Regions from separate parts of the Homo sapiens genome. Here region 1 is linked to region 2. Evidence: chromatin contacts called from ENCODE Hi-C or POLR2A ChIA-PET data. All regions are on one chromosome and are shown on one strand. Each heading gives the region's core, a stretch centred on a gene start or an enhancer-like site at or near the end of the contact. The rest is flanking DNA. Distances are from core to core; before and after follow the strand shown. Region 1 has its middle 71 kb from the start of CD2AP. Region 2 holds the start of ADGRF1 (adhesion G protein-coupled receptor F1).

Region 1 (7,002 bases), core at 797-3,296, 360 kb after region 2:
GCATTTCTGAAATGAGATGGAACTTTTGACTTTTCTACTTGAAGAAACAGTATCACTGTCACTCTGCTAAAAACTATTTTTTTCTCCTCTCACTAACTATAAAATCAAAAAGGCAGGGAAAATCATGTCCCAAGTTTGATTGAGGGATAGCTCTGATTTGTTACTAAAATTGCTATCAGTAGTTAAAATAATGTACATGTATGTATATATGAGTAATATGTATAGGTAATAATGTACATGTATCTATACATAGGTAACATACATATATAACAGTAATATGTGTTTGTAATGGTAACGTATATAAGTAATAATGTATATGTAATAGTAATATGTATATGTGTGCATATGTAATAGTATGATTATGCAGCAACCATCATCAATGACCAATCTATTTAAACTCCACACTATAACTTTCTGCACGTGTGATGTCTCTTAAGGTCAATGACCCTCTAAATGTAAAAATAGCATGTGTGAGGCCCCACCTATGGTTGTTCAGAGCTCCAGGAAACAGGTGGCATGTGAGTGAAATCAAGATATTTAAGGTACCAGTTGTCCTCCATAAAGTGAACATTTTTAGTTTTCTGACTTGAAGATGTGGATATTTTCAACCTTTTAATTCTAGGCTGCCTTACTCTCGTCTCCATGGTGCAGCACACACCCCGTGAATAAGCCCTGTTTCATCCAAGAAAAACAACCTTTGACCATCCACCTCCTCATATCTCACCTGGGGAAAACCAGTTGGCCTATCTTTGACTGACTTCAACACATCAAAATGTGCACAATGGTCATTTTACTGAAAGTCCTAAAATGTTCATTAAAAAACCAATTCAAACTTAATAATACTACCCTAACTGAGGTAGACTCTTAAAACCAGTTTCTGGTCAATGAGATACCTGTGTCAAATGGTTGTGTAATCAAATTCTTTCCATATCCTGCAAACATAGCTTGATGAGTTTAATTAACGATCATTTTGAATTCTTTTATGCAGACAGGTTTTTTTTCCTAAAGCATTTATGATGCCAGGATTTTTATTTTATTTTATTTTATTTTAGACAGGGTCTTGCTCTATTGTGCAAACAGTGGCGTGATCACAGCTCCTTGAGGCCTCAACCTTCCAGGCTCGAGTGATCCTCCTGCCTCAGCCTCCCAAGTAGCTGGGCCTACAGGCATGCACCACCATGCCTGGCTAATTTTTTCTATTTTTTTTGCAGAGACTGGGTTTTGTCGTGTTGCCTAGGCTGATCTCAAACTCCTGGGCTCAAGCTATCCACCCACTTCGGCCTCCAAAGGTGCTGGGCTTACAGTCATGAGCCACCGCACCTGGCCCAATGCCAGGATTTTAAACAGAAATTTTCCCTTCCAGGCAGCTTTGACAAATCATACATTTTTTTTTCCTTCTAAGATGAGCTTATGTTGGCTGTGATCTCAATCGCACTGATACAGTGCTCCTTTTTAAGGACACAGATTAATTGGAGGTGGGGAAAAGTGTTGGTGTTTAAAGGAAAAACATTTTCTTTTTATATAATTATTGAGTAATTTGGAAGGCATTGTAGAAATCATCCATGTCTTTGTAAAATCCGGGGGCTAGATTGAATTTCCTTTCTGTTTCCTCCAGCTTTAGTGTTCTATGAATCTATCATCCACTCAACTTTGAACTCCTGCTGAACAGTCACCAGGTCTTACTCGTCTTCATACTTCCAAAGGCCCTTACAAGGCCTGGCACGCAGTAGGGCCTCATTACTTGTTTGTTAATGAATGTATAAATCATCCCATATGCTTTGTATGCTTCATTTCAATTCTTTCTGAGTATAGCAAGAATCATATGTTGCCATTCATGGCTCACAATTCTGTTCTTCAGCATCACAAAATCATACTGGTAAAATTTTCCTATTTCATGTTTTATGCTGTAGCTATAGGGTACAAACGCATACTATTTATCATGCTGATGATTTTGTTGAGGTGGATCCGTTTAGTCATTCATTTAATAAATATTTACAGAACACCTACTGGGTAGTTGTATTGCAATGCTGAACTGGACAAAGTTCCCTATAACAAGGAACTTGTCTAATAAAGAAGACAGACAAGTAAACATAAAATAGTATGAGTGTTATAAAGGATAAGTACGACAAGCTGTGGGAACAGAAGAGTAGCTCACCTGGTCTGAGGAATTCAGGAAATGTTTCCCAAAGGAAGTAGTAGATTCAAACCTTAAGGTTAAGAGTGAGGTGGGTGAAACTGGGCAGAGGGCCAGACAGCGTAAAGGGCAGTGAGAATTTCAGATCCCAGAGTGGATGTTTATTTAGAAGGCAATAAAGGACCTGTGGGAGAGGCCAAGCGGGGGACGAAATTTGTGTTTTAGAAAGACCTTTCTAACTGCAGTTAGAAAGTAGAAAGGGGCAGGACCAGAGGCCAGGAGAAGTCTAAGAAGACGTTTAGAGTGGCAGTGAAGATAAAGGCACTGGCAGCAGACATGAAAAGAATTAGATGAATTCTGGATATATTGAGGAAGAAAGTGAATGGATGTATATGGTGGTGAAATGATGCAGGAAAGAAGATGTAAATTCTGATATCTGCTTTGAGAAATTGAGTGGATGGTTGTGTCATCTAGTAGGATAAGAAACACCTTCTAAAGCATTAGCACTTTGGGAAGGAAGGAAAGCAATGATAAATTCTGTAGGGTTGCTACATGATATCCAAGATGAGCTGTCTAACAATGCTAGGGTCTGAATGTTTGTGTTCCTCAAAATTCATATGTTGAAGCCTAATTCCCTATTTGAAGGTGAGGCCTTTCAAAGATAATTAGGTCATGAAGGGAGAGCCCTCATTAATGAGACTGGTGTCCCTATAAGAAGAAACAGATGCCAGCCATGGTGGCTCACATTGTAATCCCAGCACTTTGGAAGGCTAAGATGCAAGGATCATATAAGGCCGGGAGTTTGTGATCAGCCTGGCAATATAGGGAGACCTCATCTCTACAAATAACAATTTCAAAAAATTAGCCAGGTGTGGTGGCACATGGCCATGTCCCAGCCACTTGGGAAGCTGAAGCAAGAGGATCATCCGAGCCTGAGAGATCAAGGCTGCCGTGAGCCATGATTACACCACTGTACTCTAACCTGGGCAACAGAGCAAGACCCTGTCTCAAAAAAAAAAAAAAAAAAAAAAAAAAAAAGAGACAAGACAGATGATCTCTGTCTCATGTGAGGATACACCAGGAAGGTGATCATCTGCAAGCCAGGAGACAGGTCCTAACAGCACCAAATAGACTGTCACAGTGATCTTGGACTTCTCAGTATCCAGGACTGTGAGAAATAAATTTAAATTGTTTAAGCCACCTATTCTATGGCATTTTTATTATAGTAACCCAAACTAACTAAGACGAATAGTTATTTGATTATATAAATCTGTATCTCAGGAAAGAGTTTTGCATTGAAATTATATAATTGACAGTCATCAACATATAGATAGATACTGAAACTATTAAAATGAATGTGCTGAGGGAAAGAAGGTGGCAGGAAAATACTAAGAAATGCCAATCTTTAAGAGACATTCAAATACTTTGCTTACTAATTAATATCACCTGCTCAGTCTCCATTCCTAAGGACCATATACACTCTAGGTCATAGGGATTGACTATGGTTCGAATGTGACCCCCAAGTTCACCTGTTGGTAACTTGATCCCCAGTGTAGAGATGTTGAGAGGGGAGATCTTTAAGAGGTGATTAGGTCATGAGGCTCTACCCTCATGAATTTTTTAATGCCATTATCATGAGAGTGGGTTTGTTATCACAGCAGTGGCTTCCTTATGAAATGAGTTTGACCCCTTTCTCTATCTCTTGCCATCGCTTTGCCCTCTGCCATGAAATGACATAGCAAGAAGACCCTTGCCAAATTCTGGCCCCTAAGTCTTGGACTTCATAGCCTCCAGAACTGGGAGCCAATAAATTTTTGTTCATTATAAATTGTCCAGTCTGTGGTATTTGGTTACAGCAGGAAAAAACAGATGAGGATGGAATCTAACAAGGCGCTTTCTATGGTGATCCTACCTAGGAGCTCTGTGGAGAGACAGAGCAAGGCCTATGTCACTTAAGAATGTCTTACATACATTCTCAATTACTCAGTTAAAATGATTTACAAATTTTGCTTTGTCATATGGGTGTAGAGAAGAGGAAGAGAGTTAATTATTAAACATGTGAATGCCTAAGACATGTTCCTAAGCTTCCTCAAGAATACTTTTTTAGATTACATTGAGCACAACAGACAGGAGGTCCATGAAACTCCATCTAGGATAAAGATGCCTTGTATTTGTTACTAAGCTGTTATTAAGGGGACCCAGCACAATGCTTTGCTTTCACCATCTCCTCAAATCATACACACACACAACTTAATCAAGAGGGAGGAGCAGGTGGAAGAGATGGCAGCCATGATGGTATCAGCAAGAGCAATAGCTGCCAAGAAAAAATTTTTAAAAAGCACTTAAATTCCTGATAACAAACTGAAATCAAGAGCCTTTGGCATAATACTTGAGTCATATTTGTATGATGTCTCAGCAGGTCATAAATGCTGCTTTCAGAATTATTTCTGTAAATAGGGTTAGTCAGAAATATATAACTAAGCAAATAAAAGCTCCTTTTATAATTTTATAACACCCTGGGGACATTGTAGTTATTTTTTATCTTGTTTTGTTTTGCTTCACATAATCTGGAGTGTCCCAGAGCTATTTAAGATCTCATGTGTTGAAACCCTCCAAGTTTGTTGTCAACCTAAGAACAAATATTTTGATTTACTAAGGAACTTAAATCAGATAAGAGATTCTGGGGGATGTAGAATCATCTGAAAATTGTTATCTTAAGAGATTTAGTTATTTCCTTAGTCATGCATCTTCCACAAGCTGCATGTTTTAAAAAGCTAACTTTCTACTAGCACTTCAGTTCTGAGGTCATAATAAATCCCTAAGATTTGACATCTTGGTAAAAATAGACATGTGGATTAATGGCAGATAACAGAGTCCCCAAAATAGAATAACACATCCTGCTTTAAAATTTCGCAAAGTTTTGAGCTCTTTGAATTCTAGCAGGAATCCAGATATTATACATTGGCCCAAGATAATTTTGTAAATAATTTTTAACATAAACAAAAATTTAGCTCACAGCAGCCTTGAACTCCTGGGCTCCAAGTGATCCTCCCACTTCTGCCTCCAGAATTGCTGGAAATACAGGCAAGCAACCCACACTCAGCTAATTTTTTTTTTTTTTTTTTTTTTGGTAGAGACAGGGTCTTGTTGTGTTGCCTGGTCTAGTTTCAAACTTCAAGCTGGCCTCAAGCAATCCTTTCACCTTGGCCTCCCAAAGCTCTAGGATTGCAGGTGTGATCTCCTATATCCCACTCCACTTTTTTCATAGCAGCTTTATTGATAAGGAATTCATATACTATACAACTTACTCAATTTAATGTTTTTTAATGTAAAGTTGTGCAACCCTCACCACAACAAATTTAGGAACTTAGGAATTTAGGAATTTCTAAAATGTTTTAAATTTTAGAAATTACTTTTTTCTTTTTCTTTTAGAATTCGTAAAACATTTACATGATTCCAAATTCACTACCATATGACATGCAAACATTCATCAGCTGATGAATGGATAAACATAATGTGGTATATTCTTTCAGTGAAATACTATTTGGCAATGTAAAACAATTAAAATTATATAGAGTGTGTTCTCCACAATAGAATCAAACTAGAAATCAATAACAGAATAATAGCAGAAAGATCGCCAAACATCTAAATGCTAAACAACACACTTCTAAATAATACTTGTATGAAGAAGAATTCTAAAGAGAATTTTTTTTAATTCAACCGAATAAAAATGAAAATACAACATATCAAAATGTGTAAGATACAGTTAAAGCAATGCCGAGAGGGAAATTTATAGACTAAATCCACACATCAGCAAAGAGGAAAATCTCAAAACATACATTAGGAAAGAAAAATCTCTAAGCTACCTCCTCAATTAGAAAAATCTCTAAGCTAACTCTGGGAATGGGAACCTGCAAAATGAGGAATGTTTGGAGAAAGATACATTCCTTATCAGGCTGATTTGAAGTGAGGCAGAAAAAAAGAAACCCACAGATTTACTTGTGCAGCTAATTATAATTCAACATTATTTAAGCCCTTAATGGCCAAAACTTAATATATTAAAATTTTTCCCCAAAATTCAAAAGACCTAGGGAAAAATAAAAAACAAAATAAAGCCAAAGCAACGACTGGGCTTGGTGGCTTACGCCTGTAATCTCAGTACTTTGGGAGGCCGAGGCAGGCGGATCCCTTGAAGTCAGGAGTTTGAGACCAGCCTGGCCAACAGGGTGAAACCCCATCTCTACTAAAAATACAAAAACTAGCTGGGGTATTGTGGCACGCACCTGTAATCCCAGCTACTCGGGAGGCTGAGGCAAGAGAATCACTTGAACCCGGGAGGCAAAGGTTACAGTGAGCCGAGATCATGCCACTGCACTCCAGCCTGGGTGACAGATCAAGACTTCATCTCAAAAAAAATAAAAATTAAGGCCCGGCGTGGTGACTCACGCCTGTAATCCCAGCACTTCGGGAGGCCCAGGCGGGCGGATCACAAGGTCAAGAGATCAAGACCATCCTGGCTAACACAGTGAAACTCCATCTCTACTTAAAATACAAAAAATTAGCCGGGCATGGTGGCGGGCGCCTGTAGTCCCAGCTACTCGGGAGGCTGAGACAGGAGAATGGCGTGAATCCGGGAGGCGGAGCTTGTAGTGAGCCGAGATCGCGGCACTGCACTCCAGCCTGGGTGACAGAGCGAGACGCCATCTCACAAAAAAAAAAAAGTTACACTAAAAAATAAATAAATAAAAATTAAAATAAATAAACTCAAAGCAAGCAGAAAGGAGATAATAAAGATAAGAACAGAAATCCATGAAATTAAAAACAAAAAATAATACAGAAAATCAATGAAAAAAAGAGCTTGTTCTTTG
Region 2 (7,006 bases), core at 254-2,753:
AATGAAAGACATTAGAAGGCACATTGTTGTGAAAGTATGGTGCTTTCCTTGCCCTCAGCCCAGCAACAGACAGACCCTGTTATTGGGACACTGTCCCTGTTTTTTAAGAAATTTACTCTACTTTTGGAGAAGAAAGACATACAAGGCATCCAACAATAATTCACATCAGCTTGGGGTTGTGCACAAAAGGTGAGTTTGCAAGTTGAGCTTGTCAGACTCCACAGGCATACACTCCTATTTCCAATCTTAACGCTTATTGGCACCATTTTACAAATGAAATAACCAGGATAAGACAACTAAATAATTTGCTCAATGTTTTACTACTTGTCAAAGGTTGAATAAAGTATTATGGGACCATTATTAGAACACTGTTGTCAATTTGGGTTATGGTTAGATAATGAGTGGTGTTTTCTTAATGACAACAGAGCATAATAAAAGGCTTGTGTTAATATTCTAACATATTAAAGAATGTACTTTTATTTATTTTTTGTTATTCTTGCCTCTGTTTGTAATTTCCAGCCCATGAATGCTATTATCAAGTTGAGCTTAATGGATCTCAGCATGAAAAAGCCAAGGTCATCACTTCTCCACACCTCTCCCACCTTGACCTTCTTTCTATATCTCCTTCGGTATTTTTCCTTCATGTAGTCTCTGGCATGGTACATTACATAGGCTATCAGGTTTACATAAATGGATTTTTCATGAAAACAAAGAAAAGAGAAAAGAAAAATTATATATTTTCAAGGCCTCTACTAAGAAAATACAGTGTGACATTTTATATTTATTTGGGGAAGTAGCAGGAGAAATGGTTAGTCAATTCTAGGGTTTTTTGGAGTCCTGGGAAGGAGTTAAATTGAGAAGTACTTCCTGGATATATATGGATCCAGGCAAAGCTTAAACTAATTCACCCTAAAGGAAAAATAAGCTTAATTCTCTCAAGCATAATTTTATTTTAAGAGATTGCAAGGGTTAACGTATTATGAATTAGTGAAAACCATATGACTGATACTTTAACAAGTATCTTTGGTGGAGCCCTTTTTATTCTAGGCAATCTACCTCCCTGGCACATCAGAACAATGGGGTTCCTGTGTTATCACAGAGGGAAGAGTGTGCTTTCAGTCAGAAAATCTGGAGCTTGAGCCTCAGCCAATCACCTCATTATAGTTAGTAAGCGGGTTGAAATCTGTTGTTTCTGCTCATTGCTTTTTCAACTCTGTTCCCTTATTTAACCATCTTCAGGAAATGATACATTGAAATCAGAATTTTTTTTTCAAGGAGAGAAAAAATAATCTCAGATTAACAGGTAGTACTGGTCATCGTAATACACGTTCTTAGTAATCAAAGTACAGTTATTGGGCTTACCTGGTGATTTATCTCTTCACACCAGAACTCGAGGGAGCCCTTCCTTCAGTATACTTGTGGCTCAATCACTTCTTATGCTGTTTGGAAAGAAAGTATCAGTATCTGAGCCACAGCAGCTCACTGGCATGAACACAGGCTCACTGATCCATCAGCAATTCCTGGCACGCATTACTGCCTGTGCAGGTAGACAAGCCTGGGACACACCCCCTTCAAGAAGGAAACAAAATACTTTTCTCCTAACTCCCCCTCCCGCTTAAAGTCACTATCAGGTCTGGTAAGAGGAAGGAGCACAGAGCTCAAGACTTAATGATTCTCCCAGCAGACATAAATGGGTGTCTGAAATCACAGAAGGGAAATGGGAGAGAAAAGCTCTAGGGGAATGTGGAACACTTTTGCCCTAGATCGGTTTACTACAAAATGCTACTCCATCAAATCTTCCTGTCCAACCTCTGAACACACTGGGTCATACCCTATAAAGCTGAAGGAATGCAGCCCTTCATGCATAATTCCAATGAGGAGAGGTGGGTAATTCCTGTGGGGCAGAAATAAGGGTAGATACTGTTTTTCCTTTTCCAACTTTTTTATTTAAGACTAAAGAATCAACTAGCTACTTTCCCAGATAAAACAACCTCAGACTTCTGGGTGGGGTAGTACCAAAGGAGCTGTGGCAAAAGACAGCAACAGGGTGGATGCTGGGGTGAATGCTTTTGGTGTGTTTTTTGTGCTTAGAAAACCTAGAGTGAAACCTGATTAACTTCTTTAGTAAAGATTTGTTTTCTTTCCAAGGAGTCATCCAGTTTGAAAACTATGAAAGGTCAAGATTATTATGTGCTGTATCTTTAGCCACATTGGCTCATAAATTACTTTTGGTCAAGGTAATGAGCTACTAACAACCACGTCTAAATTAGCAATTTGTAATTCTGTTATGGAATAATGAAGGGGATAATAATATGTTAATTCTCAAAAATGCCACTGAAAAGAAAGCAAAGGATGTCTCTGAATTCAATTAATTTATTAATTTTCTTTTGTTTCTTTTAAGCACTCCACGTTTTACAAATGACTTGAGCTGGCTTACAATGTTAATGCATAAAATAAAATAGTGTGAGAATAAAAATTTTAAAATCATTATAAAACCTCTATATAAACTATAAAAAAGGAAACTATAAAGAGTCAATTAAGAAAAGTGATGCAAATAATAATCCCTGAAATTATTGTTTCATAAATTTGAAACTTATCTCTAGGACAGAACTTCCTAACAGTTAAAGAAAAGGGGAAGCTAGTCAGGTACACTGTTCTCACAATCAGGAAAGAGGAAGCATCTATGTTTTCATGAAAGAGTAAGTAAATTCTAATAGAAACATCTTTTTTAGAGTGAACAATATTCCCGTCAACATTTGAGCTTCTAATTGCATGTTGAAGACCTTTAGTGCTATGTGGGCCTAAACCCAGTATGACCCACTTGTCTTCCACACCAGCTGGGCCACTGATCCCTATCATACTTAACATGATTGGGTCTGGGTCTAGCCCACTGAAAAAGTTATCAAGAGAATGGGGCTTACCTGACAAACCCCAATTGTCAGGTAGACTCAAGCTTCAACCATTGTTCCTTTGTCCCCCATCAGCCTGGGTGGAAAAAAGCTAATCTCATAATCTAGTCGAGTTAATTCCATTCTCCTTCTGCTTGTTTTCTGTAGGGTTTTGCCTGTTTCACAGTCCACCAATTATAACTGTAGACCAAATTTCAATTCCGAAAGGATAAAGACTTCCAGACATACATACTCTTACTCAGTAGGTCCAATGTCTAAAGTTTTAAGATGAGAGATGCCATCTTCTCAGTTCAGTGCCACCCCTTTCCTATTGTCTATATTAAATTACAAGTGTTTAAAGTAATTCACTGACATCCTAGTAAGAATGTGTTTATAAAATGGAATTAATAATCTACTAATCACTAGAGCAAGAAAGTGGCCATGGAATTGGGTGGAAACAGTTGAAATGACCAACTAGTGTGGAGTTTAAGGTGGTGAGGGCTTGAAGCTGAGATGGAAGCTCTGTTATCCACCTTTGGCTCATTGTGTCACTGCAGCCCAACAACTTCCTAGGGCCAAGGTATGGCCCTCAGAACCAAAGGAAACCCTACATTGTCTCATTAGACCAAAAACACTTTAGCAGACACTAGTAGGTGAGGCAACCGGTAGACATCAATGATTCCATGAGCACATTGATTTTGGAGAAAATCTGAATCCAAACAGATGAATGCATTTAATAGTCTTTTAATTCCGTGTTTAATAGAAGGAAGTCATAGTACGTCCAATATTCAGATTGTTTCATAAATAAGGTGTGTTTTTGAAACTGATGACTCACCAAAAAGCAGTTTACTCACCGCTTCTAATTTCCTGCTAAGAATCTGTTAGTGCACGCAACACTAAATTCCTCAGTACTTCCTGGTGAGTTTGAGGAGCTCTCTGGTCCTTGCAAAGGACACAGTGCAAAAGGAAGCAGCATGGGTTTATGCACTGTGGCAGCATTCGGACATCTTATTACCTTAAGAGCTCAGGACAAAGCCAACCTTCTGAGTGCAGAGCTGTGGAGCTTTGTTGCCCCTCTAGTTTGATTGTAATGTTTCACAGGCATGAACAAGGTGTTCACTTGAGCATAAGAAGCCAGGTAAACAAATTTATTTTGGTTCATCTGGTCAACTTTACATTCCACAAATGCTGGGGGGAAAAAAAAGAAGAAGAAGAAAGGCCTGGGGCTGAGGAAGAGCTTCAAGCCTTCTAACTTCATCTGTTGGTGTTGGTTTAGTGAAGAGTCTGGTTGCTTGGTTTCCAAGCAAAAGAGCAGGGTCCCACAAATAAACAGCAATAAGCCTGAGTCCTGGGAGAAAGAAAATGCAAACAGAATCATGTTATTGAAACTAGTTATCTAAATTCATATGTCAACAAACTGTCCCTGAGTGAGTACTCGGTGTGAAACAATATCTAAATTAGACAGATCAGCAGGTGAACCAGAAAAGGACAGGAACCCAATTACAGAAGGACCCTGATGCCCATGTCCATACATCAGAAGTGCTGGACATTCTTTGAGTTTGGTCATAAAGAAGTTTTACCCCAGGGGCTGCAAACACAAACGGCAGACTTGAGTGATGTGATGATGCAGGAGTGTGAAAGACCCTGGACTGTTTCAGGTGGTTTTATTCCATAGTTGCAAAATGTTTGAAAGCACTATATATATGTATATGTATATATTGCAAGTATAATTTTTTTAACTGAAAGGAGGAGTAAAAAAGAGAAGAGTTGAGTATAAACTGTAAATTTCAGCGAGACGATTCTTCTGACTACTATGATAAAAGTCTTATCAAAGCTGATACAGGCTCTTCATACTCGGAACAAGGGCTTAAGATAAGGAGAGGTGGGTTTGAAATTATGAAGCTACCTAAGGACAAGCATTGGACACTGTGACTTATGAGAAATTGCTTTTATCAGAGGGGTAGGGTAGCATTGTGTTATAATTGAGACCTGGACAGCTAATTAGAGGAAGAGAAGAACTACCAAGCACTTAGTATCAGCCAACATTTTGTTGTTGTTGTTGAGACAGGGTCTCACTCTGTCGCCCAGGCTGGAATGCAGTGGCATTATCTCATCTCGCTGCAACCTCTGCTTCCCGGGCTCAAGCGATTCTCCAGCCTCAGTCTCCCAAGCAGTTTGGACCACAGGCGTGAGCCACCAATGTTAATTTTTGTATTTTTTGTAGAGGCGGGGTTTTGCCATGTTGTCCAGGCTGGTATTGAACTCCTGAGCTCAAAGCGATCCTCCTGCTTCAGCCTCCCAAAGTGTTGTAATTACAGGTGTAAGTCACAGTTCCTGGCTTAGCAAACTTTTTTTTAAATTTTTTGTTTTTAATTTGTATGGGCACATAGTAGGTATAAGTTTTTATGGGGTACATGAGATATTTTGATACAGGCATACAATGTGTAATCATCACCTCAAACCTTTGCGGTTATGCAGCATCATTTCTTTGTGTTACAAACATTCCAATTATACACTTTAAGGTATTTTTAAATGTTTAGTAAATTGTTATTGAATATAGTCACCCCATTGTGCTATCAAACACTAGATCTTATTTATTCTACCTAATGATATTTTTGTACCCATTAACCATCCCCACTCCCCCACTGCCCACTACTCTTCCCAGCCTCTGGAAATCATCATTCTTTTCTCTACTTCCATCAGTTTAATTGTTTTAGTTTTAGCTCCCACAAATCAGTGAGAACATGTGAAGTTTGTCTTTCTTTACCTGGCATATTTCACTAAATGTCCTCCAGCTCCATCCACGTTGTTGCAAATGACAAGATCTCATTCTTTTTTTTGTTGTTGGTTTCTTTCTTTTTTTTTTTTTGTGGTGGATCAGCCAACATTTACGGAGTACTTCCTATGTGCCAAGTACTGTTGTGATCATTTTTCATGTGTTTTTATACGTTCTGCAACCCTATTTTATAGACAATGGAGTGAAGGCATCGAGCAGTTAAGTGAATGGTGAGCCAGAAAATCAACACAACCTGACTTCAAAGTCTGTTCTGTCACACTATTCTCTACTGCTTCCTAAAGACAGATGAAAAATACAAATAGAAGTGTCTGACCCTTGCTAAATATCCAAAGAAAAAGCAAAGGCAAACCAGGTACTAATGAGATAGAACATTCTTATCATCTGAACCTTCCATAATAAATTGGAGAGCCATCAAAATCCTATAGAGTCCACACTTCATTTTATTCAAGAAGTAAGCTTCAAGTGTCACTAAATTCAAGGTCCTGTGTAAATCTGGCAGTTGGTCAAGACGGTATCTGTGGCCTTTAATCAGTTCAGAATGTACAGTATTGATACAGAATTATTATTCTCTGTACAGAATGTACACAGATAACACTGAGAAGAGAAAGCTATAACCTATAAAATAAGTGATAATCCTTTTTCCCCTTCACTCCGTCTGTGTTTAAAATAAGAGTTATACAGCACCAAGAAGCCCACCTCTCCAAGCTCAAAAGATCCTCGTGAGGCCATAGGAAAGGTACAGCTGCAGGCACCAGAACACACCCCCTGCAATCACAGGAGGTGCAGGAATTCTACAGGGTCGGGACAGCCTCAATAGAGAATCTGCTATATCTTACAAGAATCCTCCTTTTTACCATGCAGATTCTAGAGTTCCAGACCCTTTACAGTAAGATGCATTTCTCCACCAGCCTATAGCATCAGAGAAAAATAACACAAGCAAGGCTTCTGGAGAACACTCATGAGTCTGCTGGATTAGAGGCTCACACCCAACAGACTCAGAGTGCAAAGGGTCCTTCCTGTGGATGAGAAGCTCTTCTAGAACAAAATTAAGCTGCTTCCGTCCCTGGGCACTTTTGCTCTGGTGTCATGGCCGTGCTCAACTTCCTCATGAGGACAAACATCTGAAGATGTGACCTGAGATTAGGACATTCTTTTTCACTTACGTATTGTTTCAGCAAACCCCACATTGACTCCAGCACTTCCAAATGTCCTTTAGGCAAAGAGAGACATCTAGTGGCCAAGATTCACAACGTTGTAGCGGCCACCTGTTTACAAAATCACTATGCGGTACAATCACTTAATTTACCATGAAGGTGACTGA

What was found. Hi-C counts contacts between places; a loop is a spot of excess contacts on that map. ChIA-PET counts read pairs that join two places held with the same protein, here RNA polymerase II (POLR2A). Pooled maps may share reads with other maps.
Region 1: a loop to region 2 is called in a map of PC-3, with 2.5 times the contacts of the local background. The contact joins the enhancer-like site here to the promoter of ADGRF1 in region 2. A Hi-C loop is called at or near these places in 2 of 168 maps with a recorded cell type or tissue (Calu3 and PC-3) and 1 of 50 pooled maps. POLR2A ChIA-PET finds 5 or more read pairs at or near these places in 1 of 52 experiments (PC-3).

What each region holds. Positions count from the first base shown.
Region 1 is chr6:47,403,310-47,410,311 of GRCh38, forward strand. No RefSeq gene overlaps it. Among named protein-coding and RNA genes, the nearest start is that of CD2AP, 71 kb to the right of the region's middle. Within about 2 kb of position 2,047, at least 4 of the 41 ENCODE cell types and tissues checked have a DNase peak (open chromatin) inside an H3K27ac peak, as active enhancers do; they include PC-3, where a contact is called at or near this core.
Region 2 is chr6:47,040,829-47,047,834 of GRCh38, forward strand. ADGRF1 (adhesion G protein-coupled receptor F1) reads right to left here and starts at 1,504. Exons shown (of 15, transcript NM_153840.4): 1 at 1,363-1,504. RefSeq lists an enhancer at 3,417-4,616.